Linked DNA regions of Mus musculus: all the other regions are linked to region 3. A link is a loop called in an ENCODE intact Hi-C map of the cell type or tissue named here. Cell type or tissue: left cerebral cortex. All regions are shown on one strand. Each heading gives the region's core, and the rest is flanking DNA. Links, peaks and the distances in the headings are about the cores only.

Region 1 (10,703 bases), core at 1,804-9,803, 100 kb after region 3:
AAGACTGTCAATTTGACAATTAAAAACAAAAAAACAAAACAAACAAACAAACAAACAAACAAAACCTGCCTTTTTGATCATCTGGCTTCCATATTTTATTGTTCCCCAACATGAGTTCTACCAAACTTCAGCTTTTGGTCCCAACCATTCTGTTGTTTGATTGTGAACGGTACTGGTAGGCACCCAACAGGCAGTGCCGTTCTGAATCGTAGAAGTTTTTAGGATTAAGTGAATCACCTGGGATGATGGTGTGGCCCCACTTCCTGTCTGTCCTTTCCTTACTGACTGTAGACACCGTGGGACCTCAGGCTCCTGCCCCGTGTCTTGCCACACGATGGACTCTACTTCCCCTGAAGTGTAAACCAGAATAACTGTAAACCCTTCCACCTGAGTCAGGTATTTGGTCACAGTAATGAGAAAAATTAATACATATTCATAACTTTCTAATATACCTTACCTTTTGCTCAATTGATTTTTATAAATTTTGACACTTTTTTTTTTCTTGGTGGGGATGGAGGAGTCAGAGGACAATTTGCAGAATTCAGTTCTCTCCTTCCACCATGTGGATCCCCAGGGAACGGACTCAGGTCACAGGCCTGGCTGCCAGCACCTTTACTCACTAAGCCACCTCATGGGCCCAGTCACTTCACCTTTGCGTGGTCACTGTCTTCCTTCTTCCACTAGGATGTGGATTCCCTGGGGATGGCCAGTTGGTTCACACCATTTCCCAGCACTTAGACCGTGCCTGTCAAAGTGCAGTCTCCAACCCACAGTGTTCACTTGTCACTTGCTGATGTGGCCATGCCAGGATCTAGTCTGCACCTGGGACACCACCTTCTATAAAGATGAAGAGGGAGTTCCAAAGCAAGTCTGCTCTGAACCACATGACATAGAGAGCCCCCATCTTCAGGATGGAAGCCATCTGGGTGTCCCTTCCCAGAATGGCCTTCTTTAGAATCTCCTGCCCACTGCCCACTGGTGCACAGCAGGGTCCTTGGGACACAGAGCTTCCCACTACCTTGGTCAGCTCAGACTGTCATACATAGCAAAGCACCAGACCAAGGGTTTCAACAAAAGCTTGATTTCTCACCGTCCTGTAAGCTGCAAGCCTAGGGTCACAGTGCCAACAAGGCAGCTCTTAAGAGGTTTTCCGGGCTTGCAGGAAGCCACATGCCATTTCCTCTCACCTTTGAGGGGGGGGGGGGGCTCTGGTTTCTCCTCTTAGAGAGCACTGTCCCTGGCCCGAGGGTACAATCCTCATGAGCTCAGCTAATCTTCCCACTATCGCCATGTAAAGAGGCCAGAAGTCAGCACTGGACTCTGCACGGCATTCAGTGTGCTGCAGCCTCCTGGAAACACCAGATGCAAAGGAGAGTACTTGATAACTGTATGACGTAGGAGATGGGCCACGAAGCGTTTACATTTATGCCACACTCAGGTTTTGGCCCTCTCTCTTGATGTCCTTTGCCGCCGGGCTCATCTATATTTCTGTTAGCCTGTCTATAGTCGCCAGCCAACAAGATCTCCCTGCCCCCCAAGAATATCACCATACAAACTCACAGACTAGGGAGGGCCGGCTCAGGTCTGGATATATGCTTGGCAACAAAGCACAGTGGTACAATGTTGATGCAGATGTTCTGTTACCCAAGGAGACCCACTTGGGCCATAAATCCCAGCTGGAAGATGCCCAAAGGCTGGAGGGGCCGTGTGTGGGGAGCCACAGAGCCACGTGAGTGGGTGCCAGGGCCAAGCAGATTGTCCCCCAGCGCCTGCTTACAAGGCAGCCCATGCAGATGAGCTCTTTATAGACATAGATTCTGCTTCCATACAAATGTCTGCGACTGTAGCAAATAAGGACTGGGAGACACAAAAGCCTACTCAGTTCTGTGGAAGGTGCCGCCTGGTGTTTGGAGGCGTCCCTGAGAGCTGTGTTAGCCACCTGTCAGGAGTGGTGAGGGAAGCAGACGGAGCTCTTTGGAGAAGCATCAAACAAGTGTGGGGTGAACCTGCAGGGAGAAGGTAAAGCAGTCAGGCCTTGGGAGCTGTGGGCGGGAACGTGGGCGGGAACCTAAAGATCTGCCGCTGCTCCAATGGGCTCCTGGAGAAGTTCCATGGCTACAGGAGTCAGCTCCCTCCTCAGCGTGCTCCCTCAGCACCTGTCGCCTAGGGAGCTGTGTTTTGTGGGTGGGTGGATTAGTTTGCTTATGATAGGGTCTCACTATGTAACCCTGACTAGCCTGGAACGCTCTATGCAGACCAGCCTGGCCTCAAACTCACTGCGATCCCGCCTGTCTCTACCTCCCGTGTGGGGCTGTATTAGTAATTTACTCATGGTTTCTGTTTGTAACAAGACACCTGGCAAAAGCAGCTTAAGGAAGGAAAGGTCTACTCTGTCTGAGTGCAGTTCCTGGAGAGAAGCACAGCAACAAGGATGGGAGGCAGCCAGTCACACTGTGCCCTCGTGAAGGAAACAGGGATGAACGCTGGAGCCCAGCTCAACCGGTTCTTTTTATTCAGATCATGATCCAAGCTCTGGAGAAGGTGCCAGTGACATTCAGGGTGTCTTCCCTCTTCGTCTAAACCTTTCTAGAAATACTCAGAGAAGAAGCCAAAAGAGTGTTTCCAAAGGTGATTCAAACTCCAGTCAGGCTGACAGTGATGATTAACAGTCCCAAACAGCCTTCCCAAAACCATGAAGAACCGGAGTCCAGACAGACTATGGCCGGAGCTCATGCTGTTACTCTCTGGTTTCCAACCAGGTCCTCCCCTCCTTAATATCATGGGCTGGGAATGGTGACCGACATGGGGCTTTTGCTGAAAGGAAGAAACCATGACATCCAAGTTATCCACTGTGGGAAGGTTAATACCAGGATAAAGAGGGGGAGGCTGGCTTTGAAGATCTTAAATTAAAAGACAATAAAGGACACAAGGAAGTCAGTGGAGATCAGTAAGATGGCTCAGCAGGTATGGGAGCTTGCCACCAAGACTAAAGATCTGAGTTCGATTCCCAAATGCACTGGATCGGAAAGAACCAACTCCGGCAAGGTGTTCTTGACCACCATATATGTACTGTGCCACGGATGTGTGTGCACACACACTCACAAACTCACACACACACTCGCACACACTCACAAATTCACACACACTCACTCACATACACTCACACACACTCACAAACTCTCTCTCACACACACAAATAAATATGCTAACAAAAAATTAAATAGTTTTGGATTTTTAAAAAGAGCCCGCTTCTGCAGCCTCTAACTCTCGATGATCCAGCCTCACTCTCCCAAATGCTGTGAGCCCCCACGTACGGCTGGATTATTTTTTCTTTCAAGTGAAAAAAAAGCTTCACTGTCTTCCTCCACACCGTCAGCCTGTGTCTCCTTAAAGCAACAACCTTTTTTTTTTTTTTCTGGCTTATTGATTTGATCAGTATTTTGTGCCTCTCACCCTGACCTAGGCATGTCTGGGGGGAGGGGCTATGTTGTGGATATAAGGGACAGAACTTCTGTCCTCCTGGAGCTTATGATCCAAAGACATTCTGAGCACACACACACAAGTAAACACATGGATGTCAACACCAAGGTCTCCACTCCAGAGAGGAGTGAGGGATGTTTGAATGACAGATGAGAAGAGGGAACACAACAGCTTTGAGTCATAGGCAGGTCACTTGCACTGTAGCTTGAGGAAGGACAAGGTCCCCATCAACTATGTCCTACACCAGAGGAGGCCATGCTGGTGACAGCTCCGGATCACCATGACCCAGCCCGGGATCACAAATAACGGAGGCTCGCTCCCCTTTGCCCACAGTTCGTGGCTTCAAATTCACTTCAGGAGGGAAGGAGAAAGCCAAGGGTGTGGGAACTGGGGATTCCCAGACTCAACAGCTCTCAGATTAATTTTGCTTTCTGATTAAAATAGAAATACAAGGACTAGCAGAGAGTGATATAGAGACCCTCGTACCAATCGATGGACTTGAAATTCCAGTAAAGATCTTTTTAAGGTAATTTAATGAAAGTCACTTTATATTCTCAGGTTTGGACATACAAAGACCCTCAAATTCCAGCTGAGCCCGGGGACCTATGCAAGCTACAGATATGAAGAACTGGAGGACCACCCAGCAAGACTGCCTGGGGTGCCTGCCTACTTAGAGTCAGGCATTCAATCGTTATTTTGCACTCTAAGTTTTGGGTAGAAAACTCTAACACTTCCTTCATCCCTGAGACCGCATCCCCATCCTCCAAGGATGGGAGTCTGGTGTCTCAGCTCGGGCCAAGCACCACTTACCCTGTATTAGTGCCCAGAAACTAGGAGGCTTTAATCAACTGGAATCTGGATGCTAAGTCCCAAGTCAAGATGCCAATAAAATCCCAGATGGAGTCCGTTGTCACTCACCACCCAGCTTCCAGTAAGGACCATCTTCCTCTGACACCTCGCTTCCAATATGGCCAGCCATCCTCCCCTGCCACCTAGCTACTGGTACAACCAGCAACCCTCAGCTCAGACACTCCTGCATTAGCTACTATTCTCATTGCTGTAACCAAATAAACACCTACCAAGAAACAACCTATGGGAGGAAGGGTTTATTTTAGCCCACAGTCTTTCATGGGCGTAGTAGTAATAATCTCTTCCATCAGGAGGCAAGGAGTAAACAAGAATTGAGTCCAGTTTATAAAACGCCAAGGTCCACCCCCAGTGACTCTCTTCCTCCACCTGCTGAAGGTTCCACAACCTTTCAGGACAGCACCACCAACTGGGGACCAAGTATTTAAACATATGGGGGACATTTCACATTCAAACTACAACTCCCAGCTACCCCCATTTGCCATGACCTTCCCATGACGTGGTCACTGATGCAGGTTGACCCTCATCCAGCCCCACTTTGTTTTAATGAACTGCAGTAGCCAAGACCCTATCTCTAACAAGGTCACAGTCTAAAGCATTAGGAATTGGGCCTTTCTCTTTCACAGTGACATCACCAACTCACAGCACCTCTTACCCTGAGACGCTTCTCAGCATTGCAGTTCACTCTGCCCCTCCTTCATCGATCTCTCAGCTTTAGCAGGAGGGAGAACATCTGGAAAGATGGACAGAAACTTCACCAGCTGCTGGAACTGCCAAGAGCCAAATTACTGTGGTGACAGGATTTGACCCTCCCACATGCCAGACTCCTCATGGCATCTCTGCTCCTCTGGGAGACAATGAGAACTATGCTGGCTAGACACAAGCTAGAGCCATCAAAGAGGGAGCCTCAGTTGAGAAAATGCCTTCGTAAGATTTCCACATAGGTAAGCCTGTAGGGCATTTTCTTAATTAGTGATTTGATGGAAGGGGCCAGCCCCTTGTGGGTGGGGCCATCCCTGGGCTGGATGTTCCCGGTTCTGTAAGAAAGCAGGCTGAGCAAGCCATGGGGAGCAAGCCAGTTAGCAGTACACACACCCCCATGGCCTCTCCATCAGCTCCTGCCTCTAGGTCCCTGCCCTATTTGAGTTCCTGCCTGATGTCCTTTGATGATGACCAGTGATGTGGAAGTGTAAGCCAAATAAACCCTTTCTTCCCCAAGATTTGTTTTCTTTTCATTTCTTTTTTTTTTTTTTTTTTTTTTTTTTTTTTTTTTTTGGGCATGGTGATGGTGTTTCACTACATAATAGAAACCCTAACTGGGACAAGAACCCTCCAAAGTAGACCACATGACACAGGCTCTTTTCTGGGGCTACTCGAGCAAGGCCTGCGGCTCAAAACGTTCCGATGCTACAGCAATCTCTTGCCAGGAGAAACATTCCAGTGGCTTAAAGCCCAGCTGTGAGTCACAGCAAGCCCCTCCTCCAGAAGATGCTCTGTCCCTGGTTCCAATGACATTTTGAATTTCTCTTCTCACCACTGCAGATGTAGCAGGTGGAGGTGGACAGGAGCTAAACACACGCAGAGGAAGTGTTAGGTGCAACAGTCCTGAATTGGAAGCGTTCAGAACACCCACCCAAAAGATGGCGTGTATGAAGAAGTCCAAAAAGAAAGAGTGAGCTATGGGAACAAAGCCCCACCCTCCCACCCAAGACATAGAGTCAGCCCACTCCAGATGGCCTTGTTTATCTCACACTGTGCTGGGCTGTTTGTTTATTTTGTTTCTAAGTTCCAGCATTGACATTTGTAGACTCCAAAATCTTAAGCAATTAATTAGCCTCTGTGTGTTCGCCCCTGTTCCATCCATGGGCAGGAATGGTGTCACCTGACAGGGGCTGTGAGCAGATTTGGATGAGAGCTATAGGTAATGTGTTCAGCATCCCACTGAATGGGAGGGAACTGTAGAACTGTAGATAGGTGTCTGACTCTAGCTTTGGGTGACTGGGTCAAGAGAATGTGGGCTTTAAAACCCCAGAACACACATTTTAAAAGCCAGGTACACAGCACACAGTTACAATCCAAGCCCTTGGGGAGGTGGAGGCAGGAGGCTTTCAGGCTTGAGGGGCAGCCAGACTAACTTGTCAGTATGCTTCAGAATGATCATAGATGACCATAGCATCCATGTGCACACACTCACGCACATAGTGTATACAGAGACAGACAGACAGACAGACACAAAGATACACAGGGACAGAGAGACAGAGAGACATGTGTATAAAGATTGATATACACAGATATTTTCTGCAACATTACTCCTAACAGGGAAGAAAACTGGAAAAAACCCAAACGACCTAAAGTAGAGAAATGGTTACATACAAACAGATTGAAGCAGTGGAATGTTCCGTGGCCGTGACAGAAAAGGCAATCGGCGAGACATCTACGGCGGATACAGTCAGCTCTCTCATTGGTTTTGCATTTGGAGATTTCGACCAACAGAAGGTAGAAAATATCCAGGAAGAAGTAAGTGCAACTGGTATTGATCAGGTGTGGAAGTTTTCTGGTCATTGTTTCCTAACCAATATTACCCGGGTGCCCCGTGCAGGGATGGGCTGAGGGGCTGGAGGACCTGCACAGCACCAGTGAGCTGACACACCCAGCAAGTGCAGGTGTGTGCAACTAGGCTGGAGCCAGAGAACCCAGAAACCGTTCAGGGCTGTGTCCTTGAGAGAGGCTGGCACAGTGTGCCTTTCTACTGCTGTCCTGGGCACCGTGAGCAAAGCAACTGGAGGAGAAAAGGGTTCTGTTTAGCTTAGCTTATACGTTCAGTCCATTATCTAAGAAAGCCAGGGCAGGAACTCAAGGCAGGAACCTGGAGGCAGGAACTGGACAGAGACCATGGAGGGATGCTGCTTACTGGCTTGCTCCCCCTGAGGCTTGCTCAGCCTGCTTTCTTAGCACAACCCAGGGGAGGCAAAATGGACTGGACCCTCCGACATTAATCACTCATCGAGAAAATGCCTCACAGACATGCCCTCTGGCCAATCTGATGAAGACAAATCTTCAATTAAGGATCCTTCTCCCCGGGTAGTTTGTGTTCAGTTGACATAAACCGACCAGCACAAAGCCCCTCTCAGTGGGACCTTTGGCCAAGAGGCCTGGACCACTGCCACTTTGTTAAGCCTCTTAGAACAAAGGCTTGCCACAGATGGGACTATAAATCCCACCCATGCTTTCAATGCTAGCACTTAACAAATTGCTGCTTTTAACATTAAACCACCCCTCCCACTTGGAATCAGGCCCACAGTCTGCACTCAGAGAGGTGATTGTCAGCATGGTGCTCACGCCAGAGGGCTCCCTGCCAGTGGCTGCCAGGCCGAGCTGTGTCGAGCCCTGTGTCTCAAGGGTTCTTCTAAGAGAGACCTGTCCCCAAGACCAAGGTGTCTCTCTCTTCCTCCTTCCGTTCCCTTCCTTCTCCCTGCCTGCTCTCCCTCCTCCTATCTCCCACCCTAATCTCCTCCTTTTTTCTCCTTCTCACCCAGCCCTGGGCTCCCACACACAGGCATCCTAGCCCTGGAAGCCTATGGCACTCTTAGTGACCCCAGGTAGACACACCCGTCCCCTCGGGCTCGGTAGCGTGTCCCCTGGGAGCCAATGTTCTAGCACTCTGGTTGCGACCTGAATTGCGTAGTTATTACTTTAACGCAAAACCTGGACTCCTTAAGAAAGGCTCAGGGATGCTCAGGCAAATGCATCCCTTTCCAGGGATGTATCTCCTGACACCAGTTAGGGCCTCCAGCATCCCTCCTAGAACCTGAAAGGACCACACTGCCCTTAAGTGGGGAGGTCTCACCCCTCCACTATAGTAACCTGGGACTATCTTCTGATGCCTGCAGCCCACTTGGGCAGCTGATGAGATGAAAGTGTGGCACTGCCACCGTCCTTCTGCCTTCCTACTCCTGCCTGGGAAAGACCAGAGCTCCAAGCATCGCAGCTCTGACCTCAGTGCACCATGGCACAGTCTCTCAGCTGGCTTCTCTCTGCCTTCGGCTGGATCCAGTTGCCAGATGTTTCTAGAAGGTGGGAAAGGGTTGCAGTTGTAGGATGTGTGTTTCTGGTTCTAGGAAAGGGTATGCTTTGTTAGATTTTCTTCCCTCACTCGTTGCACACCTACTGTGTGCCAAGCTGTGTTCCGTGCTGGGGACACGGGACAGCAATCTCTGGGGAGCTTATAAAGATGTGGGACATTAGACTCACTGAATTCCTATGGAGCTATACTGACTTCAGAACCAGAGATACTAGAGTGAAATGGAGGGTTGGCAGTGCATGGTGGGATCCTAAGCTCCTCCCAGGAGAGCAGCTAAGTCCCATCTGCAGAGATGAAGTTGGGACTTGAAGGATGGAAAGAGGAGCCAGTGAAAGGAGACAGGGGTTATTCTAGGTGGGCAAAGGATGCCACTGGGTTCACCAAAGAAAGCTTCTTTGTGACTGGGGATGTAGTTCAGTTGGTAAAGTGACTGCCCAGCATGCAGGAAGCCCTGAGTCCAATCCCAAGTACCACATAAACTGGGTGTGGTGGCATAGTGCTTAAAAGGTAGAGACTGGAGGAGGTAGAGACAGGAAGATCAGGAGTACAAGGACATCTTCTACACAGGGAGTTCCAGGTCAGCCTGGACTACAGGAGCTTCTGCATCAAAAAAGAAGAAAGAACAAGGAGGAGGAGGAAGAGGAGGAAGAGGAAGAGGAGGAGGAGGAGGAGGAGGAGGAGGGAGAGGAGGAGATGGTGGTGGTAATGATGATTACAATTACTGTGACCACAGTTTCAGAAGAAGGTTGCTGAGACCAGAGTGTGGAAACAGTGAAAAGGAAACAGGCAGGACTCAGGCTCCCAGGACTGAGGTGTGCCCACTTCTTGGGGCTCAGTCAGTGGTGGGGAACCTGTGTGCAGGAGCACAGGTCTGACCCTAGATGCTGGTTCCCCGAGACCCCCCCCCCACACACACACAGCAGTCATGCCCTCCCTCTTCAGTGACCTCTAAGAAGCCAGTCAGGACAAGGAGCCAGGGAGTCACAGTGAGGGCTGGGAGCTCAGTATGGCTGAAGGGGCTCTCAGTGACAAAGGGACATCCTCTCCCCATGCCTGGCACCTGCCAGCCACGCTGTCACACCCACACTGTCACACCCGGCACGATACACCTTGCCTCTGGGTGTTTCTGCTCCGGGGTGTGTGTGTGTGTGTGTGTGTGTGTGTGTGTGCTGTGTTTAAGGTGGTTTTCACCCGGGGTTATTTATAAAACACTGCTTCTCACCCATAGACTGTGGAGGAGCTGAGCGGGCAGAATTCCCTGCAATCACAGCTGCTGGAGGGTGGAGCTTGGTTGAGGTCAGACAGAGGCAGTGGGATGACCAAAGTGGGCATGCTTGGGACACATGCGCTGTCCTGACCACAGCCCCCTGGGAGCCAGGGGACATCGTTCTCTCTGGGCTCTGCTCTGGCTGCCGGTCCCTCCCATCCTCCCTGAACTCAGCTGCCCCCAATCACCTCTGTTCCCAGCCCTCTGGTCCTCATGTTTTCCTGTCTCCATCTGGCTGAAGTCTCAGACCCACAACCCAACTAGACGGCCTCCCCTCTCTCTCATACTCATGTCCAAAAGCCGTGACTCTTATCCAATGCTGGGATCCCCACGGCTATAAGGAAGAGCACATTTAAAGTCCAGTGGATGCTCACAGTCAACTATTGGATGGATCACAGGGCCCCCAATGGAGGAGCTAGAGAAAGTATCCAAGGAGCTAAAGAGATCTGCAACCCTATCAGTGGAACAACATTATGAACTAACCAGTACCCCAGAGCTCTTGACTCTAGCTGCATATGTATCAAAAGATGGCCTAGTCGGCCATCACTGGAAAGAGAGGCCCATTGGTCAGGCAAACTTTATATGCCCCAGTACAGGGGAACGCCAGGGCCAAAAAATGGGAATGGGTGGGTAGGGGAGTGGGGGGGGGAGGGGGTGGGGGACTTTTGGGATAGCATTGGAAATGCAATTGAGGAAAATACATAATTAAAAAAATTTAAAAAATAAATATATAAAGTCCAGCATAAGTCAGAGCTTTAGAGTGTGGTCGCGCTTACAGCACGGCATACCTCAAAACCCTCAAGAAGGCAGTTTGTATCTTTGATCACAATTAGAAATCAAATTAGAAACAAACAGACAGACAAACAGCTGGAGAGATGGCCTAGTGGTTAAGAGCACTGTTTGCTCTTCCAGAGGACCTGGGTTCAGTTTCCAGCACCCAGAGGAAGACTCGCAACTGTCTGTAACTCCAACCCCAGGGCATCCAAACCTTCCTCTGGCCTCCACAGG
Region 2 (10,703 bases), core at 1,243-9,242, 64 kb before region 3:
TGGAGGGAGACCAGGCTTAGCACAGGACAACCAAGAGGTCTATCTGCATGCAGTTGGAGAGCCTGAGCCTACCTCCCCTTCCACTCAGTGGGGAAAGCAGCAATGGCTACTGTCCACCTAATGTTACCTCAGCCCTGCTCAGAGACAACAGGACTTGTCCTGACTAGTCAGACCAGAAGGCTCTATGAGCTGTGAGTGCCTGTTCCCTTCCTCTCTGTTCTCTGAAGCCTCTGAAAGACTTCATAGGACTTGGTTCTTAGCCGTCAGCCACGGTACCCTGTTTTACACTGTCCCTAACTCAGCATAGCCACCGTCCCTCAGCCTTCTTTTTGTCTCACACTCAAAGCCTTTTACCAACCTGGGTCAAGGTAGGGCCTTTTCTGTGGGTAAGTTCAGTAGCTGTTCAGCCCCAAAAACGCCAGAAAGAAAGAGTCCACAAAAAACTGGTTCCATACAGCAAAGGGCAGAGTAATATCCACTGGGGGGTAGGAAGAGGAGCAACTGCTTACTTTTCTTATTGCTGTGACACAAAACCAGACAGAGGCAACTGAAGGAGGAAAGGTTTTATTCTAGCTCATGGCTCGGGGCACATAGTCCGTCATGGCGGGAAAGGATAGCATCAGGGCCGTGAGGTAGCTAGGTAGTAATATCAACAGTTGGGAAGCAGAGAGCTCAGGCTAGAACCAGCGTGGCCTAGCATCCGGAAAGCCCACCTCTTGACCTTATATCTGCCATCTAGGTCACATGTCTAAAGTTTCCCACAACTCCCCCAAAACACCAGCACGGCCTGGGGACCAACAGTACACACATATGAGCCTGTGGGGGAAGTGTCACAGTCAAATTGTAACACACATAGAGGCTGGGGGTGGGGAGCTTGAAGTTCTGGGGTGGGGGAGTTGGGGAGGTGCAGAAGACAGATACCAAAATGTAATTACCACAGGAGGGATAAGTTCAAGGCCCTTTGTCATAACTTATCATAGAGTTTATTAAATCCTAGCAGAGAAGAGGTTGAAACTTCAATGCAAAGAAGTCATCCCTACAAAGAAGACACCAATTGCTCTCCTGGATCTTTACACGTTATAGACATACTAAATCATCCTACCGAGTCTTCTATGCACAATTACCACATATCGTTTTTGTTTTGTTTTTAGTGGAAAAGATATAATACAACATTAAGTGTTAAGCAATACTGAGTTCTCCCTGATTGAATGGAATTTGGGCAAAAGACCCTGGAGGGGTCAGAAGCCAGCACTGAATTCAGGACTCAAGATCTGACACTACAATGGGGAAGTCAGAAAGCAAAAGAATTTTACCAAGTGATGGAGAAAGGAGACTGCCTCAAAGTAGTGCAAAGGTAAAGTGGGGTCAAGAGTTACCAGAGTTCCTGCTCAACAAGAGGGGCCCCAAGAGTGGGTTGTCACTTTCCTGGCTCTTGCTTAGGAGTTTAAAAGGAGACTGTGAGGAGGGGAGGGGGATTGTAGGGGGGCTAACGTGAGCTGCCAGCCAGCTTCTGTGGTTTTCCAAGGATGTCTTTGGCTGTTGTGGAGAAGTGAAAGCCCTCAGGGTCAGGACCCTACCCTGACTTCTTGATGGAGTACAATTTCTCACTGCAGTAGGATACGTGTCTGTGATCTGTGATCTGTGATCTGTGTGTGTGTGTGTGTGTGTGTGTGTGATCTGATCTGTGATCTGTGTGTAAGTGTGTGTGGGCACTCATGTGTGTGCCCGTGTGCCTGTGTGTTGGAAGGGGAATTGGAGTGGAGGGACAGGCACTCAGCACTGATAGCTATCCCACCTCTTAGGCTGGAGAGCTCCCTCCATTGACTCTGAAACCTCACTACCCCAGTTACTACCTTCTGGAGGATGGAAGGATGTGGTACAGGTCCCCATGAGGCTGAGTGGGGGATTCAGCTCACCCAGAGGACCCCTGAGACAGCACAGTGATCCCTGTCACATTGAGTTTCTTCTGCCTCAGTTCATCACAGATAGGAACACATGCATACATACATACATACATACATACATACATACATACATACATACAAATGCATGCACAGATATTCATCCACCCAGCCTTCCCACCTCCCAGCCCAGCAGGCTACAATTACATCAATTCGGAAACTGCAGACAAGTCATTGGGGTTTACTCGCTACCTTCTAATTAGCATTACACACTGATTATCTGAGGCTATTGATATTAGCTTTAATCAGTAATTACAAAGCTCACATAAAATATTTAATAACTATTCATAATACAAGAAATTTGATTAAGGACAGGACAGAACATTTTCCTTGAATTTTCATAGTGGTCTCTGAAAAGCTCAGCTGGGTTCATCCCAAACAGGAGTAAACACAGCCAAAACCATGACCCACCAATGCAGCGGGAAATGGCTGATTCGGATGCACGCAGCCCTGTGCTGGAAAAGGCTCAGTATCAGCTAGGGGAAATGGGCTAAGGGGTGGGCCATTCCGAAGGAGAAATGTGAGTGCCAACAAACTTAAAGGGAAATTTTGAGTTTCACTGGTAGTTGAGCAACATTCATTTAAATTTGACACCCAGTATATTCAGCACATTGACTGACAGTTCACCCTGGTACGTCTGCTGCTATTGATTAAAATGGGTCCCAGGCCACCACCGCCTCCTCATCTGCCCCTTTCTTCCCTCATGGAAAATGCAGCCCTTGCCAGCAGTCACCTCCCACCCAGCCTTCTGCAATCACGGGGCAGGAAGCAAGAAGCGGCTTTGATTCTTTTTCTTTCTGGTTTGATCTGGTTTGGTTGGAGACAATGTCCAGCCATGTAATCCAGTCTGGCCTTGAACTCACCACCCTCCCACCTCAGTTGCCTGAGTGATAGGATTGCTGGCACACACCACTGTGCCCCCTAATTTTCAATGTTACCTCCAGCTACACCAAATGGCCAGAAGTAGCCCACAGAGCCACCATTGATCTCTACCTCTTCAGCCCCCTGTGAGAGACCAGGGACAAGCATATGGGCTAGCTCTGAGATCTTAGATAAGAAGATACCCCAGTGGAGCACTCTGCCAAGTGAACTGTGACACAGCCATAGTATACACAACCCAAAACGTGGAATAGCAGAGAGCAGCAGCTGTGTCAAACACAACAGCAGACAGGTAGCAGCGAGCGACCCACACGCCTCAGGCCTTGTTTCACAAGGGCAGATTTCCTGAAGGCTTCCTTTGCCCAATCATGAAGACAATCAAAGGGGCCACAGCAAAGGTGAATTGAGCCCTGATCTTTCTCTATGGGAAAAAGGGGGGGCAAGGAGCTCTTTCCATTCTCTTCCTCTGCTGGGAGAGTCCAATCAGGCACCTCCCCTACTGACTCCCTGAAGCACAGCCTTTAATCATGGCTTTTCAATGTCATTCACTAGACCCCTACCACAAACATCACACCCAAAACATTAGGAGGTTTTAAGTATAGCCAAACTCTTGAAAACACAAAGGAGTGTTTTCAGCTACAAAGTTTACACTCAAGAACTAAGCAATTGCACTGGGGGGTGGAGGGGGGGAAATCTTAGAATGTTAAGTTTACAATTTTATGTTAGGCAGCATTCCTGCGTATCGGAGCCAATGCATGGGCACGGTTTGGACATGCCCAGTAAATTCTGAGAAGTGATTTAGAAACGTCTAGAATGCTATAGTTTGAACCTTAGTTCTCTATTCTGTAACCAGATTGCTTGTGTTCAAGCACTCCTCCCCCCTGCGCTAGCTCTGTGACCTCGTGCACACTGTGTAGCATGCCAGATGATGCTCAACTCTGTTATCTTTGGAGAGTAGATTCAGGGGCAGGGTTGGTGCACTCAGAGCCCAGGGATTTGCACCATGAGCCACTCTGCCTAAATGCCAGCTATTGCCTTGAGTAGGCATGTCAGGGATGCAACAGTAAAGGATTAAACGTAGGTGAGGAGGGCATGCCCTGGTGAGAAATGGGCTTTAGCATTTGAAAAGGTGACTTGCTTGTATTTATGACTAACCTGTCCACCTACTGAGTTTATTTTAGGGATGCATGCGTGAACAGAAGAGTGGGGGCAGGAACACCAAGTCCTTGCTCCTAAACTCCAACCTATAAAAGGCCAGGTGGGACTGAAGGCTCCAGGCCCACATCTCTACCCAGGTGAGAACGTGGAATGCTTTGAAGCATGCTAGTCAGAGAACACACTTCTGCACACAGCGTGAGATGGCTTCCCTACTCCGAGTATAGGAAACTCCTCCCAAGTCACACAACAGAACGGGGATATTATCTCGCCAAACCCCACGCCTGCAACTTTCACGCAGCAGACGCTTTTGTTCCCTCAGCCTGGCAGAATTGAGTAAGACCCATCCGAAGCGGTGACTCTGGGGGAGGAAAGACAGACGTTCCGGAGGAAGAGGGCTAGAGGGGACCATCACAACCCTATCCGCGAGGAACATATTCTCACTGCAGAAGGGACAGACCTGCCCCTTGCATCCACCACCTGCTCCGCCTCCCCCTGTAAAACTTTCAGCTCCAGTGACACAGGCAATCTCAGAATCCATGCCGGGCTCTCCCACTGAGGGCATGCTGCCGGGACTGTGTGTCCTGCAGTGACTGGTACTCCTTTCTGTCTCTTTCTGTGGCTGTCTGTAGCGGTGCCACTGTGGGAACCAAGGCTGAAAGCCAAGAGAGCAGGTCCTGAAAAAGTGCCAGATAAGCCAAGGGGTGATGTGCCACAGGGAAAGAGAGCTTAGGAATGCTTGTTAAGATACACTTCCTTAGCCACCCCCAAAAGGTTCAGAGGTGTTACCAATGTGCCCAGCTCATGCTTATAGCGAGGAGGGGCAAGGCCCTCCCCACCCCCACCCCCACCCCCACCCCCACACACCTCCCAGTAATACAACAGTAATACACCACCGGGACCAGGACAAGACTGTGATGATTAATGCTGATTGTCAACTTGGCAGGGTCTAGAATCACCTACGAGACAAACCTCTCAGCACACCTGTAAGAAGCTGTCTGATGAGGTTAGTCTCTGGGCATGCCTAGGAACATTATCTTGATTAGGTTAATTGAGATGGGAGACTTGGGCTTAGGTCTTGACTACATAAAAAGAAAAAACTGAGCAGACATGCCTTCTTGCGGTAAGGGACCGTACCTTGAATTACCAGCCAAAATAAACCCTTTCGTCATCAAGTTGCCCTTTGTAAGGGCATTTGATCACAGCAAGGGAATAACAACAACAGCAACAACAACAACTAAGGCAAAGGCATGGTCATAGGGCCGTAAGAGGATGGTAGAATCGTGGTGGGCAGAAGGGGCAGATAGTGTAGCTTGGGCCAAGGCTAGGATCAGCTGTGATCATAGAAGCCTAGTGGAGAAAGGCAGCATGGACAGTTTATCCAAAAGGTCACAATGACACACGCCTTCTCTCACAGGCCCATGGTCACTGGCAGCCTCAAGGTCAGGTAGATCTGCCAGGACCAGCAGAAGTGCACCGGAGTCAGACTCCACTGCTGCTATGGAGGACACAGGGCAAACATGACACTTCGGGTGGTTCCTGAGAACCCTGGGGTCGTCATCAACCTCTGACCCTCTTCCCACACTGTTCAGACATGCATCTTTCTACCCTAGGTCACAGGAGCCAGAGAAGCAACCACCACCTAGATCTCCAGCAGGTCACACACACTCCCGGAGCCTCCAGATCCTTCTTTACTCAAACCAGCCCAGTCCCAGTTTCCTACACTACCCAGGAGACCCTTTTCAGGTGTCACAGCAAAAGCAGGCCATCATGTACTTTCCAGCATCCCTAGGGCAAGGCCTGCATCTGGGCCAGCCCACTCCTCCTGACATACGGAGCAAGCAAGAGATGTTTTCTATTTTAATGGCCTCAGTTAAATGTTTCATGGGCAAAGACTGAGGCCAGATCACTTTATAACAATTCTTCTGGTTCCTGCATAATTGATGTCCCTTATGCACTTTTCATGATCTAATTTATCTACCTCCTAAAATATTATGTAAAGCCCGAGTCCCATCGGTAATGATCTATGTCCGATTATAAAGTCCACCAAAGGATTTGCTACCCAAGCTGTGTTTGGGGACATAAACTAAGCTGTGCTCTGTGGAAGCAAGACAGGTTCCAGGCAGGGATGGAAGTCTAGGGCAGAGGCTGAGAAAACCTAGCCTTAAGTTTAGAAAATGAACTAAGGACAGACAGCAAGGGGGACTGACCACCTAGAGGAAGAAAGAGGGAGATGAGGGGAGTAGAGACTTGCAAAGCTCAGCTATGGAGCACCATTTGGCCCCATCAGGTGGTGACAAAGACAATGGTGAAAGGTTAGCAGCTGCCACATAGAGAGATGAAGGGCCAGGCACTAAGCTAGCAGTTCCCAGGCACTATCCTGTGAAGTCTCCACCCAAGAGCTAGGGACTTCTGGAATGCTCCCATTTTACAGGTAAGAAAACTAAGGCTTGAGAAGGTACATTCTTTGCTCAAGTTCCCAGAATTAGGAAACAGAAGTGGTGAAGTTCAAATTCATGCAGTGAGGTACAGAGCCCAGGGTCCTGTTCCTTGGCAAGGCCCAGTGCTCTGGCACCAGCCATTGCCCAACCGTGATGAACTCTCTCTCTCTCCAGGGACCCAGCCACACAGCACTAATCACAGCTCTGTGGCTTCTCCAAGCTCAGCCATCCCTGAGCCAAGACCAAATCAAGATGGATGCTCTCTCCCTCAGCAAATACAACCCCCTCAGTCAATCTCTTGGCACTGGAAGCAGGCTCATTGTTCTTGTGTGGAATTCCACAGATGCTTATAAACACTTCCATTACTTCTGAAGTTTTATTTATGGTTTTTGTTAAACCTTTACTCTGAAGTTTGCCATTTTAAACACTCCCTGACTGAAAGAGATTTATATGGGTCTCTCACACTGAAGCCACCTGAAATGGACAGAGCCGAAATCAATTTATAGGGCTTCAAGAGCGGTTGACGATTCATTTTTATTGAGAGAGGGTTTCTCTCAGGAAGGGGAGAGAAAACATTACCGCCTCCAGAACACATCCACTCCTTTAACAGTCTGACTGTTGCTAGGTACCGTCTCTGTCTCCCCGTCAATACAAGCACTATGAAACTGTATCAAAGCATGCTGTTTGCCAGACTAGAGATGAAAATAAAGGTTTCAGACCCCGCAGAAGAGGTCCTGGCTTCTCGGGGTGCTCAGGAGAAATGAGCGCTACAACTGAACCTGTTGATTCAAAGGGAATCAGGAACCAGCAATGACAAGAGTTGGGAGCCTCACAAATCCTTTGAGTATCCTAAAGCCCCCAGCCGAAGGGAGCAACAACTCACATATTTTCAGGCCTGTCAAATAAATTAGGAACTCTCTTCCTTTGAAGATCAATGGTATAGAGATGACTTTGAACTCTTAATATCAGGCATTAGCAACATAATGTTGGGTTTTATTAAGAATGAAAGGAATTTACCAATTTTCTCCCAGCGATCCTCTCTGGACTCTGCACGGAAGCTAATCACTAGATAATTGTTCAATGGCTCTTCTGGTCCATTCAAATCTATTGAATTGTTTAGAGAGGGAAAGGCAGAAGTCCCCTTGAGGGACCAATTACCAAAATGCAGGGACCTGCAACTTGGCAGAACACATTTTTAGAAAAAAAAAAAAAAAAAAAAAAAAAAAAAAAAAAAAAAAAAAAGCAGCTGTTAAGAAGACTGGTACCACAGCTAGCCAGAGCTGTCAGAACAATATAGCACAGGCTGCGTGCCTTAAATCTAAGACATGTCTTTTCTCATACTTCGGCAAGGTTATAGTTCAAGATTAAGGTACTACCTGATGTCCCTCTCTCCCAAACTCACCCTTGTAATACACACAGGCATGGTGTGTATGTCTCTGTGTGTGTCTGTGTGTGTGTGTCTGTGTGTGTGTGTCTGTGCGTGTGTGTGTGTGTGTGTGTGTGTGTGTATCTGTGTCTGTGTCTCTGTGTGTGTGTGTGTGCTGGTGGGAGGGGTCCTGGGGTATCTTTTCATAAAAGCATGCCTCTTATCAGATCATGGCCACACCTTTTAGATGTCTGCACTAGTTACTTTGGCAAGTCTGAGAACATTTCAAAACTTGAACTTGTTTATTTGGGCTCATGGTGGGGAAAATGGAGCTGACTAGATTGCTCCTCATCATGGCAACTAGAAAGCAGAGAAGGGAGAAAGGGGGAAGGAGTGGGGATAAGACAGTCCTGGAACCCACCTCAGGGACCTCCTTCCCCCGGAGAGATCCTGCTCCTTACAGTTCACCACATCCTATCGTCCATCAAGGGATTCATCCACGCATTGGGTCAGGACCCCAGTATCCAATGACCTCAGGAAATACCCTCATAACACACGCCAAGGAATGTTCTAATGATATCCTGAGGATTTTTTAATGTGCTGTGTGTGTGTGTGTTTTACATGGAGGTATGGCACCTGGAAGCACATGGTGTACATATACGTGCTTGTGCAAAAGAGTTTACCCATGCAAGGGAGGCCAATGTCAAACCACTTCTTTTATAACCCTCTACTTTTTTTTTTTTTTGTAAAAGTAAATTTTATTCACCATATGTCATTGTCATCTCTGAGGCTTACTGCCGCATAAGCTCACCCTTTCTAGCTCTTTCTGAGCTCTGGCTGGCTGGGTTAACTCAGCCGTTCTGCCTCAAACTCCTCTCCAGGATGACTGATTCAAACTGGATTCTCTTGGCTTCTCACTGAAATGTTCTGCTTGGACACAAACTAATTCTGGCAATTTCTTCTAATCTTCTGGCTCCTTCTCCTTCTCTGGCTCTTTCTGTCTTTACCTGCAATCTGTTTCTGTAAAACTATCCAGGTAGAACTGCCTCTGGGGACCTGCATGGAACTGCATAAAGGAAGCACTCTAAACTGCACAGAACTGACTAAACTCCACTGCACTGCACTCATCTGACGAAACTGAGCCAAACTCAACTCCACACAGCTGAATTGCCTTCATTCTTCCTGTGCTGCTCTTAAATAGCTTTTCTCCTGAGAGTTGGGCAGACCCTACCTCACAGACCTAAAAGGTCTTTGGTTGTTTTCAGAGCACCTATGTTGCTGGATTAATATTCATCCACATTTTTTTTTGAGACTTTAACTGAAGCTGAGGTTTGCTATGTCACTTAGACTGTTCGGCCAGCAAGTCACAGGTATCCACTGGGGTCAGCTTACACTTCCACATTGCTGTTCATCACCAAAGGAAGTCAGGACTGGAACTCAAGCAGATCAGGAAGCAGGAGCTGATGCAGAGGCCATGGAGGGATGTTCCTTACTGGTTTGCTTCCTCTGACTTGTTCAGCCTGCTTTCTTTTAGAATCAGGACTACCAACTCAGGGATGGCACCACCCATAATGGGCTCTTCGCTCCTTGATCACTAATTGAGAAAATGCCTTACAGTTGGATCTCATGGAGGCATTTCCTCACCTGAAGCTCCTTTCTCTGTGATAACTCCAGCTTGTGTCAAGTTGACACACAAAACCAGCCAGGACAGATGTCTCATCTCATCTTCTGGTACTGGCATCACTTAGAGGCAGACAGCCTCTAAATTTACAGCCCTAGCATGGACCTTTCTCTAGAATTCCTTTCAAAGAAAGCTACCTACCCTCCTTGTGTCAAAGGGGAGCTAAGCCTCATTGTGCTTGCTGACTAGCGGGGGTGGGGGTGGGGTGGGGGGTGGCAGCAGCAGTGGTGGTGGTTTGGGTTTTGTTTTGTTGCTATTGTTTTGGTTTGGTTGTTTTTGGTTGTTGTTGCATTTTTTGTTTTGTTTTATTTTGTATGTTTGTCAATTTAGCACAAGCCAGATTTATTTGGAAAGAGTGAGTCTCAATTTCTCCATGAGATTGTCCTGTGAGCAAGTCTGTGGGGAATTTTCTTACTTTATGATTGAGAGAGGACTACCCAGCCCACTGTAGGCAGTGCCACCCTGGGCTGGTGATCCTGGGTTACATAAGAAAGCAGGCTGAGCAAGCCATGAGGAGCAGGCCAGTAAGCAGCACCTTTCATGGCGTCTGCATCAGTTCCTGCCTCCAGGTTCTTGCCTTGAGCACCTACCCTGACTTCCCTGAAATAAATCCTTTCCTCCCCTGGTTGCTTTTGGTAATCATGCTTATTAAAGCAATAGAAAGCTAACTAGGACAGTCACCAAGGCTAAAGCAGCTCTTAGCAACCCCATCTCATTACACAGCTACAGCCTTTCGATCCTGGCACCTGAGGCCAAACCCACAGAGTCACCTCACATTCTCCTCTCTCTTGACCCATGTGGTCATTAAGAAACCTTCCTAGGGGCTAGGGAGATGGCTTAGTCCATCAAGTATTTGCCTTTGAAACACAAGAACCAGAGCCCACACTAAAAGTCAAACCAAACCAAAAGGAAGATGTGGTGACTCCGGCTTATAATCCCAGAGCTGGGAGGCAGAGCCCTTTGAGATCACTGGCCAACCAGATCAGCCTACATGGCAAGTTCCAGGCCAGTGAAAGATTCTGTTTCAAAAGAAGAAAAGATGGACCAAAGAACAACATCCATTCCAGTAAAGCTGAATAGAGGTACCCAGACCTCACCTCCTCCACAAATAAGAGCCAAAGTCCCAGTAGATAGTGTCAGCCTGAGGTGAGTGACTGGGGAGGGAGCTGGGTCTCAGTATGAAAGAGGCTAGAGCCTTGTAAGATTCAGAGGTCTTGAGA
Region 3 (10,703 bases), core at 1,473-9,472:
CCCCCTACCCAACATCCTATCTGTGAGTCTCCAACCTTATAACACACTCTCTAGATGCCTGGGTTCCAGGAGAATGACAGATACCATTCTAACTTCCCCAGGGAAGTTTCCAGACTTCAGGTTGCTAGGCTCTGGACATAGGAAGAATTCTGGTAGTGACACATTCCTATCTGTATAATGGGTAGACCTTAACTAAATGTGTCCCTCCTCCCCCACTTCTTGAGTGGCACATTTCTTCCCTAGAACTCCCTCCCTCCTCCTCTTCCCACCAGGTGTTAGTGTTTGGACTTGCTATCCTGGGACCTTGACCCACTTAGGATGGTGAAATGATGTCCTTATCTCTGGCCCTCTGTCTTGCTGCTCCTCCTGATCTGTGTTCCTCTCTTTCATTGGTGTTTGTTTCTAAGCTGAGCACTGGTGTTTGGCCGGCTTCCTTTGCTTCCTCGCCTGTGGATGCTGTCACTCGAGCTGCCCCAGGCTCCTGACACCTCAGCCTCACTGTCACACCCGGGGTGATAGACCACCCTCTGCAGTGACCCAAAGCAAACGCTTCCTTCCCTAAGTTGTTTTTGTCAGGAATTTTGCCCCAGCAATTTGAAAAGAACCTACTATGCTTCTCCCCAGACTCACTCAGCAGCTGGTTCCAGTAGGCAAGAGAAATCCATTTCTCACTATAGTCTGGCTTTCTTTCATTCACAGTGTAGAATCTGTTAATTCTTTGGTCCTAGGAGACATGAATTTCTATTGTGGGATGGCTCAGCAGGTAAGGGTGCTTGCCCCCCGAGCCTCCCCATCTAAGCTTGACTCTAGGACCCACAAGGCAGGAGAGAGCCGACTCCAGCAAGTTGTCCCCTGACTTCTATAACCCACCCTCACTACAGAAACCTAAGCCTTACAGATTTAATTTACTGAAAATTTTACATAGGATTTTCTCTTCTTCCTGATTCATACTTCATATGATCATAAAGATCCTGAAAGTTCTACTACAGAGAACTTTATTTAGTTTTGTTTCATGTTTTATTTAGTTTTATTTCACCATGGGAAGTAACCCCAGCCAGTTGTCTTCCTCTTAACTGGGTACCAGTCCCCACTCTGTGAAAGATGTATGGAGCGCTCTAGCACCGCACAGATATCCTCAAACTTTCGCTCGCTCTCGTCATAGCTCTTGTGGGATTCCAGGCTGAGTTGTGCACCATAAAATGTCCTGCTTCAAGTCGCCTTCTGGGAGCTCGGTCACTGGCCCACCACCCTCTCTGGCTGAGCAGGGTGTATTCCTGAGTCTTCCAAAGCAATGCTGGGCCACGGTCCATTTTCCAAATTAGACTGATGGATGCATCAACCTTCTCTACCTGCCAGTAACACAACGGGAAGTTTTTTAAGAGGCTCTGTGTTTACTGTCTGCTAATACCCATGGGACCATTAGCCAGTTGGCAGGCCTTGAGTATGCTACTTGTCTGCCAGCTTGCACTGGGCTGCCCACCCCCTCACTGAAAGCCAAGATCAATGCCCCTCTGGGGTTACAGGAGTGCAGGGGGATCGATGGGAGGAGCCAGGTGATCTAAAGAGGGAGTGAGAAACAGGGAGAGAGACAAAGCCTCCCCTCTCGCCTCCCACTCAAAGCTTCACTGTGGGCCACGCTGCCTGTCTGTTCTACCAATCGCCTGATAATGTAGATGGGCTTCCCCATTGAGCGTTGTGTTGTTTAATAAAGCAAAGACAATCGACTCTTCCCTGTGTTATAATAGCCTCTCCATGTGTTTACTTGAGAACAAATGCCGTTATAATTTCTTTGGGGGAATCAATATCTTCCCATGCATACGCACTGCCCAATTGCGGGTTCGGATTGTGAAAGGAGAGAAAGGGAAATTTATTGCCTTGTAAATGCTGGCAGAAGGTAGTAGGTTTACTGAGAGCTGTAATTAAAGTTTTGCTGATAATAAAAAATAGAGGCAATAAAGAATCACCCAGATTTTCCCAGCATTCAGCCCCAGAATGGCTGAGCCACTCAGGGCTCCAGATTCTTGATAATCGTCCATCAATTAATCTATTAAGATGACATTCTTAGCTCCCCCCCCCCCACAAAGGCTGCCAACTGCTGAGCCTTGATGTGTCCTCCATGTACCCCCAGGACCAGGCAGCCATACCATGGTAGCTTCAATACCAAAGACAGCAGGAAGGGCCAACTCTTATTTTACTGACTTAAGATGGCTCTCTGGGAGGCTGCCAAGCCACAAGTGTTCCACAGACCCTGGAAATAGAGATCCCATTGTGGAGGTAAGGAACTGGACTCCTAAAAAAGTCGCTTGTGCCTCTTTCTGCATGGGATCACCAACCTCCTAAACCTCCAGAAGGGACTAAGCACCTCCAACTAGGGAGTAAGTGATCAAATGCATGAGCAGGGATGGGGGTGGGGGGATGGGGTGGGTGGGGGAGTGGGGTTGGGGGAGTGGACATTCTCATTCAAATCACAACACCTGAGAAAGGAAGAACATGGGAGAGAGAAAGGAAAGAGGGCCTTCTAGTGCCCACAGGAAGCTAAGAAATGCAAACTGTGTCCTTGGATATAAAACTCCCTGCCACAACAAAGGGATCTCTCCCTGGCTACAGTCTCCAGGGCTTGGCACCAGGCAGCTGAATGAGATTAAGTGTTGTAAAGAAAGCCAGAAACCCTCTCCACCAGACCCACCACCTGTAAATGTATAGATTCCTAGGCTGTTCATTCAATGAGCATTGATTGAGCACCTACATCGTACTGCCAACATACAGCACCCAATACTTGTAGAAAGAGCAAGTCAAAAACTGACCTCCTTGTTGCCAGGAAGTGTTTATGAGAGTCAGCTCTTTCTAAAATTAATAGTGTGCCCTATACTAAGTGTCCCCTATATGCTAGAGATGAAAACCTTTTATGTGCATTAATTCATTCATTCTCATTTGGTCCTTAATACCTTGTGAATTAGACACAGTAGTCATCACTAACAGCTGAGGGCAGGATGGCTTACAGATGTCAATCACATATCTAAGATGGATATCATGTGGCCGGCATGACTCCAAAGCCCACATTCTTTCCCTTCCTTCCCTGTGCCCCAGGAGCTCCTCTCTTCCCAGAATGTTTTATCTGCTGAGAGGGAGCTAGAGGTGCGAAGAGATCATCCCTGAGTCTATGCCTAGAGACTAGAGAGAGACGGGGCTACATAGGATGCTGCGTGGGCCCTCGTGGAAACAGTGTAAGGAGCTGTTCATGTGGTCTACTCTGGTCTGGAGAAGTGGGCCTGGCTTGCACTACTGGCTGCCAGCCGTCCTGGATTCTTTCCCTGTTTGGTTTGTTATGGTGCTAAGAGATCGAATCTAGGGTCCTGTGCATGGCAGGCAACTATTCTATTTCTGAGCTACAAACATACGGCCTCAGCCCTCCCTCCTGTCCCACAATCTAGCCTCTAAATTATCCAGAGGACCGTCAGCTTGCTCGGATCTGTCCCCTTGACAGACAACACACTTTACTCAGAAAGCCAATGAAAACTCCATCATCCAAGGGCCTTGCACTTAGGGGCCCCTCCCATCCAGGTACCTTTTTCTCCAGGGCTCATCCAGCCAATGCCAGGTGCAACCATCCCTCTCCAAAGCTGGGAACCTTGGGTACAGAGTCATCTAAGCCCTGGATAAGACCAAGCACAGGTAAAGTACCTAGGCTGGCTTTTGCTGGGGTATAAGGATCCTCTACATATGTAGCCCCCCTCAGAGAAACAAAGTACCTGTAGGGATGTTCAATTTTCTGACATTGTGACACCATGTTGCCATCTACAAAGTTCACACTAGAGACACAACAAAGTTACAAAAAAAAAAAAAAAAAGCAAAAAAAAAAAAAAATCTCATAATGGGTCCAAGATAAAGCACTTGCTACACAAACATAAGAACCTGAGTTTGGATCCCAGAATTCATGTAAAAGACCAGGCAGGGTAGCATGATTTTTTAACACCAGCTCACAGAGGCCAGCGAGTCTCTGGGGCTCAATAGCCAACTTAGCCAGGATTGGAGAGAGATTCTACCTCCAAAATATTAAGGTAGAAAGCAATGCCAGAGGTCACTCTGATACACACACACACACACACACACACACACACACACACACCCCTAAGTTAATGGCTCTGTGTTGGCTGCATTCACAGCCATCCCTGGCACCTGCAGTCCAGGGGCTATGGGTTAGACACACCTGTGACAGAGCCCCAAGTCATCACCACACTATTTTAACGGTGGTTCCACAAGTTCTATCTTCAGATACCCCAGGACTCGCACTGGTCTTACCTCCCCTCTGTCCTAGGTGAACAAGGGCTCACGCTGACGCCTGCACAGGATTCGCCAACAGGGAGGGTGGCTTATGGGAGGGATTCCAAGCAAGTGCTACATACAGCTCTATGGCTTTTCCAGGAACCCCAGATGAGGGGTTTCAGGCTCAGGCTGCTGTGGGGACCCTGAGCTGCTGATTATTCAATAAAATTACCAGCAGGCCTTAAATCTATCCTCAGTTAACACAGTGTCTTTAATAATAAAAAGGATTTTGCACTGGGGATAAATACAGTGTCTCATTTTCTCACTCTCCTGGTCTCCTGTCACCAGGAGCTTATTAATACAGTTGCTAATATACGGGTCCCAATCAGCCACTAAAATGCTGCTGTTATTCCTGCTAATTCAACAATAAAACGTGGCTGTGCTAGACATAAAAAAGTGAGCTGTCATGTGACTCTCAGAGGCTCTATGGGGGATGTGCCACAAGGCCACAGGGAGCTGAGTCACCACAGCCACAAGGCAAATCACATCCTGACCATGGCCCCTGCAGTTCACAGCTGCCACACACCCAAATATCATATAAGCTGATAGCTATGACCCACACTGTAGTCAATGTCTAGTGCAAGTAACAAGCGACTGCAAAGCCAACAATTTGAAGTCGCCCATGTGAGCTATCTCACAGTTCTGTAGCTTCCTGGATTCTCTACTTCAGAACATTATAGACCACAGACACTGGAGGCCACAGACATTGGAGACCACAGACACTGGAGGCCACAGACACTGGAGACCACAGACACTGGAGACTATAAACACTGGAAGCCACAAACACTGGAGCACAGAAACTGGAGGTGTCTCATTGCTGTCACCAAATCTCTGACAAGAACCGCCTGAAAGAAAGAAAACTTCTTGATAGCTCAATGTTTGAAGGGATTCAGTTCACCTCATTAGCAAGACATGGTGGCATTCGTGGCCAGAAGCGTGTGTGTGTGTGTGTGTGTGTGTGTGTGTGTGTGTGTGTGTGTGTTCCACCTCCTAAGGGTCCCGCAATCTCCCCAATGGTACCACCTAAGGAGTTAGTCAAACACAGGCCCTCACTTCTGCCTTCAAGATGGAGATAGTAATGCCTGTTTAACATCAGACCCTCAATCTGAGGAAGACTAGTGTGGGAGTGTAGGACTTAGTAACAGACTTCAGCAAAACAGAAATGGACTCACAGCAGTAATGCTAAGCCTTGCAGGGGTGGGAGCGCATACCCACCTCAGGGCTCACACAAAAGGGTCTCCATTTCACTCGGAGCCTACTGATAGCGGGCTCCCCCTCCGAGCTACCCTAAGCCATCTGGGAAGGGCACTTTGCTGACAGTGTGACTCGAGGAACTGCAGGCAGATAAAATTAGTGCTGCCCACCCATCCCAAGCTGTCGGTGGAGCTATTCTGAGCTCCCCCGCCCCCACTCAGTTCCTCTTCACATCTTTTGCTCTGACTTTTCTGTGACGAATTCCAAAGCTGAGTCACTAGAAAGGTGGGTCCTGGTGGGTGTTCCCTTCTGGCCGCTTGCTCACTCGCTGGGTCCCAGAGACCCTGGAGAGAGTTGGGGAAGGGAACACCAAGAATCATAGGAGCGGGTGGGGACAGAGTATTCGCTGAGTATCCTGTGAATGGCACAGCTAATCTTAGCTACCCACTTTACAGATGTCACAGCGGAGCACAAAACGGGAGAGGAAGAGGAGGACATGGATAATGAGGATGAGAAGGAGAAAGTGTGTGTGTGTAGGAAGTGCTGCCCAGGGCCCAAGCTTCCTAGTAGCTGCTTCTCTTGTTAGGCCACTATCCCTCCAGATACCAGGTGAGCCTCTACCATCCCTGGCTCCTCCTTGGGACACTAACCGGGCACTAAGCTGGTCCAGCCTCCAGGGAGCGCCCTCTCCAGCCCCAGGATGCAGCTCCTTGAGAGGCTAGAAAACCTCCTATCTAGGATCCAAAGCCCTCCAGCCATAAGGCCAAGAAGCTTTGCCACTCTCAAGGATACCACAGAGCACTGAGTTAGTCTCCTCACACCCTGCCTGCCTTCTTGTTCCTGAAGAAGATGCCTCAGGCACTTGGCACCTCCCAGCCCCTTCCCCCATCCTCATACCCACACCCACACCCTCACCACAGCAGGAATATGTAGACTTCAAGTCCTGAAAAGAGCCTCGTCCATGTTCAACAAAGAAAAAGGAACCCCTGGGCCCTTGTACCCTACATAGGAGAATCTGATATCAAGGCCCATCTGCCCATGATCCCAGAGTGGGTGGGGGTTCAGTAAGAGAGGCCATTTGGGGAGCCTTGTCCCCACATCACCCTGGATATGGGTTCTTCGCTAACATTTCTTGGCTGTTGCAGTTAGTAAAATAATTCATTGCTTTCCCTCCCAGCAAGCAGCACCTCTCAGCCAAGCTCTCTGGGAGATATGACAGCCATTTTCCCCACTCCATGTTCTCCCTTAACTGGTCCAAGTGTCTGAGGACAAGAAACACGCTTTCTCCAGCTCCTGTCCCAAACTACCTCAACATGCCAGCTGGACTCTGGAGCCAGATGCCAGTCTTCTGAGATGCTCGGGTCTGGCCATGTCCCGACCCCACAACATTTCTTCTCAAAGTGCCAAGCCTGCATGAGACAAACCCGTGCCCCATGCAGGAGAAAGGTCCCCACCTGCTCGTTGTCCAGCAGTGTTCAAACTAGGCATCACCTCCTTTTGGAACCCCTCCCTTAACTGAAGCGGGTGTCCCTCTTCTCCAGACCAAAGCACTCTTTTCCTCCCTTTCCCTTGGCAGGGTTTGCCACGCCACCAAACTGGGGTGTGACCTGGCATCTGTGTATGACCAGGGAATCAGACACAGTTTGGGTCTATACGGTCTGGTTTACAGAATATTTGAGCTGCCTTCTTAAATCCACATGGCCCAGGGCACTCATACCCACAGACACAAACTCAGCCAACACCCTTCTGAGTCGCCACAGGAAAGACCCGCTGATGGAGCAAGCCTTTGAAGTTCAAAGAGAAGACTGGCAGGTCCCTCCAGCCTTACTGAGGACCAGGAGTGTAAACAGACCCTTGCAGGTACCATGTTTCCCCTCCCCCCTCCCCAAACACCCCAAGAAACTTATACAGCCTTCTCAGGGAAGAGAAGCCAGCAAAAAACAGCAACTGCCTCCCTGACAGACAGCCCCCCCCCCTCCGCCCCCGAGAGTTCTAATGGAATTAAAATAATCTCGCCACAGTGCCCCGACCCCAGATAGGCACCATCCATGAAGGCAGAGCTGCTAACTGCTGCTTTGAAGACTCTTTACCCAAGAGCTATTTGTCCTCTGTAAATGGGATTTTAGGTACACGGCTGAAAAAGGAAGGCGATGGCCTCCAACGCCTCAGTGTGTATTATACATTAGATAGATATTTAAAAATAAATAGCGATTAAAAGGAAGGCTATAAATGACGGGCGAGAACTCCAGACCCTCCGAGGCCTTCATGCAAATGTCTCACTACTCTCTCAGCTCCAGAAATCTGGGACAAACTGTAATCATTTCTCTGATTTTTAAAAAATGTACTGATCCAGCTGCTTTGGAAGAGCCGGGCTGTCTCAGATGAAGCCGGGGTGTGAGCTGGAATGAACATGATGGGGGGGGGGGGGGGGATCCCAGAGCCAGCCTAGTGAGAGGGCCAGTGCGCATGCTCACCAGTTCTCTTTCCAGCCTACACCTGTTGTCTGGAGTGCGGGAGATTAAACCTGGAGACACGCACTCTGCTGCCCGTAATGACTCATTTTCAACGTTAGCATTGGCTATTGGCAGCAGCGGCAGCAGCGAGGTCGTTGTCGCAGTCATCATCATCATCGTCATCATTGTCGTCATCACATCTTTGGACTTAGGGCTGGTTAGAGTGTTAGCTAGCCTTTTGTTCTAAGCCTTTAATCATCAACATAAAGATAACCCCATGGACCTTTTCTGTGCTACGTTTTCCAACCTGCCCTTTTGCAGAGAAACTGAAGTTACCACTTTAAAAGACCCGGGGCGGGGGTGGGGGTGGGGGGGCATGTGCAAACCTAAAATCCACACACTTTATTCAGATTTTTATTAGGTTTTTGCCTATTGTGTTCCTACAGGGGGTGGGTATGAGGAAGTCAGAGGACAACTTGTAGAAATCTGTTCTCAAACACAGGACAAAGAGCTAACGAAGGTGCTTATTAACATATCAAAGTGGACTCTGGTTGAAGGTTTCCCAAAATCCCTCAGTCCCCACCCCTTATATAGGATCCTTCTGGCTGGCATACCCAACTCCCTACCCTAACTTCTCAGCCCAGGGGCTGAGTTGAGTTTTCCCTTCCCACAGCTTCTCTGATTCCTATCTAACTCAGACATGTTGGTGACTTGGCCCTTTGACCTTTTATCACCTTTTGGCCTCTTGTCCACTGCTCCAGGTTTCTCTCTCCCTTTCTCCTCTCCCCATCCCCTCCCTCCTTCCTTCACATGTTCAGTCTGGACCCTTTCAGAGCCTCTGCCTCTGCTCTTTCTCATGTCTACAGTAAACCTGTACCGTACCTGGGAGCAGTCATGGCCTCCTTTTTACTATTTCTTTTTCTGTTTGTTTGGATTTTTTGTTTTGTTTTGTTTTGTTGTGTTTTATTGTGTTGTTTTTCAAGGCAGGGTTTCTCTGTATAGCCCTGGCTGTCCTGGAACTCACTCTGTAGACCAGGCTGGCCTTAAACTAAAAAAATCCACCTGCCTCTGCCTCCCAAGTGCTGGGGTTCCATCATGTGGATAGAGGGATCAAACCCAGGCTGTCAGGCTTGTCAGCAAGTGCTTTTGACCCACCCGGAGCTATGGCAACAGACCTAATTTTTAAAATGTGCTCCTTTTAGCAACCTCCCTGGGGCTACCCGAGGCTCTCAGCACTTGGCGTGTCTCCAAGTATGTCATGTAGCCATGAACCCACATTCACTCACCTCCCTACTTGCAGGCTCCCTGGCGGCAGGGACTTCACGCTCAACATTTAGCCTATAATATAAAGTGACTTCTTACCTGTGTTCACTGAACACTTGGCCCATGCTGAGAGCCTCAGGCACTACCTGGCTAGAACCTAGGAAAGGCAGCTAGCTCTCCTGTGACCACCATCCTACACAAGTGAGGCCAGGGCCAGCTGGGAAGACTCTGCAGTCCCTTTCTTTGCTGTGTAAGTATTGAGGCGTTCTACCCTTCACCCTCACTGACTGGCTCAAGGACACACTATTGCGATATAGCCATATAAGTGAGGCAGGGTGAACCACAGACTCTAGGACAGACTATTGTTATAGAAGGTTCAGGCTCGAGGTTCTGGGGGACACTGACGCAGGTTGTCCTTTTGGGTAGAAGATTTATTAGCATGGTTATTAATGCCATAGACAGACATGACCAGGGCTTGGGGCAACTCAGACCCATGAGGCAGAGTGGAAGGTCCCTCCTTAGGGTTCACAGAAGGAAGGAGATGTTTCATGTAGTCAGGCTATCTTTGATCCCCTGGCCTGAGTCAGGGGAAGGGGGGGGGGACTTCTTGCACTACCGGAAGGGGGTGTGTAAGTAAGAGAACATGGCGGGGAGAGAGAGGAAAGGGAATACCCCATTTAGTTGTACCCATTACAGAGGCTGCCACGGAATGCGCCCACAAGCCATCAACTGCCACCAAGGCTTCTATTTTTGACATCCAGAGGACAGGAAGCCTGCCTGGACACACACCTTGCTTCCTCAGCAGGAAGCAGAATAATGCACGTGGAGCTGGAACCTCCCCCTCATGGCTCTCATTTTATTAAATTTTAAACTTTAATAAAACAATTACACATTGCAAGTGCCAGCCCGGGCTCTCCATCCCTGCTACCCCTCCATTACAAATTTCCCAAGAAGCTTTGGACTTGCAGGACCATCTGTTTCCAAGGCTTTCTTGGGGTGTTGGCATCTGACACTCAGACCCCTGAGTGGAAGATGGAGAAGAGGAGGAACCAAGAGAGGATCAATGCTTCCTCAGATGGCACCCAGACTAGGCTAGGCGTGATCCGGGTAATTAACATGAGATTTCTGATCCTCTAAGACAGGACACTGACATTGTGAGCTCTGCCTGGGAAGACTCTGGCTGCTTGGAGAACCAGATCTAACAGTTGGGTTAAGGGCTAGGGACCCCCCCCCCAAGTTTCCTGGCCAAGTCCCTGGACTACAGAGAGTCAGAGCACTGAGGACACTTGAACCAATTCACCATTTAGCCACCTAGAAGAGAGAAAGTCTCAGTGAGGATCAGTATCCACGGAGGTAGCCTGTGAAAGAGTGTCTTAATCAAATTTATTGATGGGATAAGACCTCAGCCCACTGTGGTAGGCAGCATCATTCTCTAGGCAGGGGTCCTGAACCATACGAGAGTGGGAAAAT

The links. Hi-C counts contacts between places; a loop is a spot of excess contacts. Peaks named below come from ENCODE experiments on the same cell type or tissue, not always from the same donor. Only the 100,000 strongest peaks of a DNase experiment are listed, where the experiment ranks them.
Region 1: it touches region 3 in a loop (12-fold over the local background); 3 of 42 quality-filtered maps call a loop at or near these places.
Region 2: it touches region 3 in a loop (5-fold over the local background); 4 of 42 quality-filtered maps call a loop at or near these places.

Annotation. Positions count from the first base shown.
Region 1 is chr11:52,428,678-52,439,380 of GRCm38, reverse strand. No RefSeq gene overlaps it. Among named protein-coding and RNA genes, the nearest start is that of 9530068E07Rik, 38 kb to the right of the region's middle. In left cerebral cortex, for the core only: a CTCF peak has its summit at 1,896; DNase peaks (open chromatin) are centred at 5,856, 6,230, 7,601, 9,637 and 3 more places; H3K27ac peaks cover 475 bases.
Region 2 is chr11:52,596,077-52,606,779 of GRCm38, reverse strand. All of the region lies in intron 1 of Gm30366 (a long non-coding RNA gene), which reads right to left. Among named protein-coding and RNA genes, the nearest start is that of Gm30366, 22 kb to the right of the region's middle. In left cerebral cortex, for the core only: no CTCF peak of the experiment used is centred there; a DNase peak (open chromatin) is centred at 4,356.
Region 3 is chr11:52,532,102-52,542,804 of GRCm38, reverse strand. No RefSeq gene overlaps it. Among named protein-coding and RNA genes, the nearest start is that of Gm30366, 42 kb to the left of the region's middle. In left cerebral cortex, for the core only: no CTCF peak of the experiment used is centred there; DNase peaks (open chromatin) are centred at 5,177, 5,791, 6,416, 8,010 and 2 more places; H3K27ac peaks cover 2,841 bases.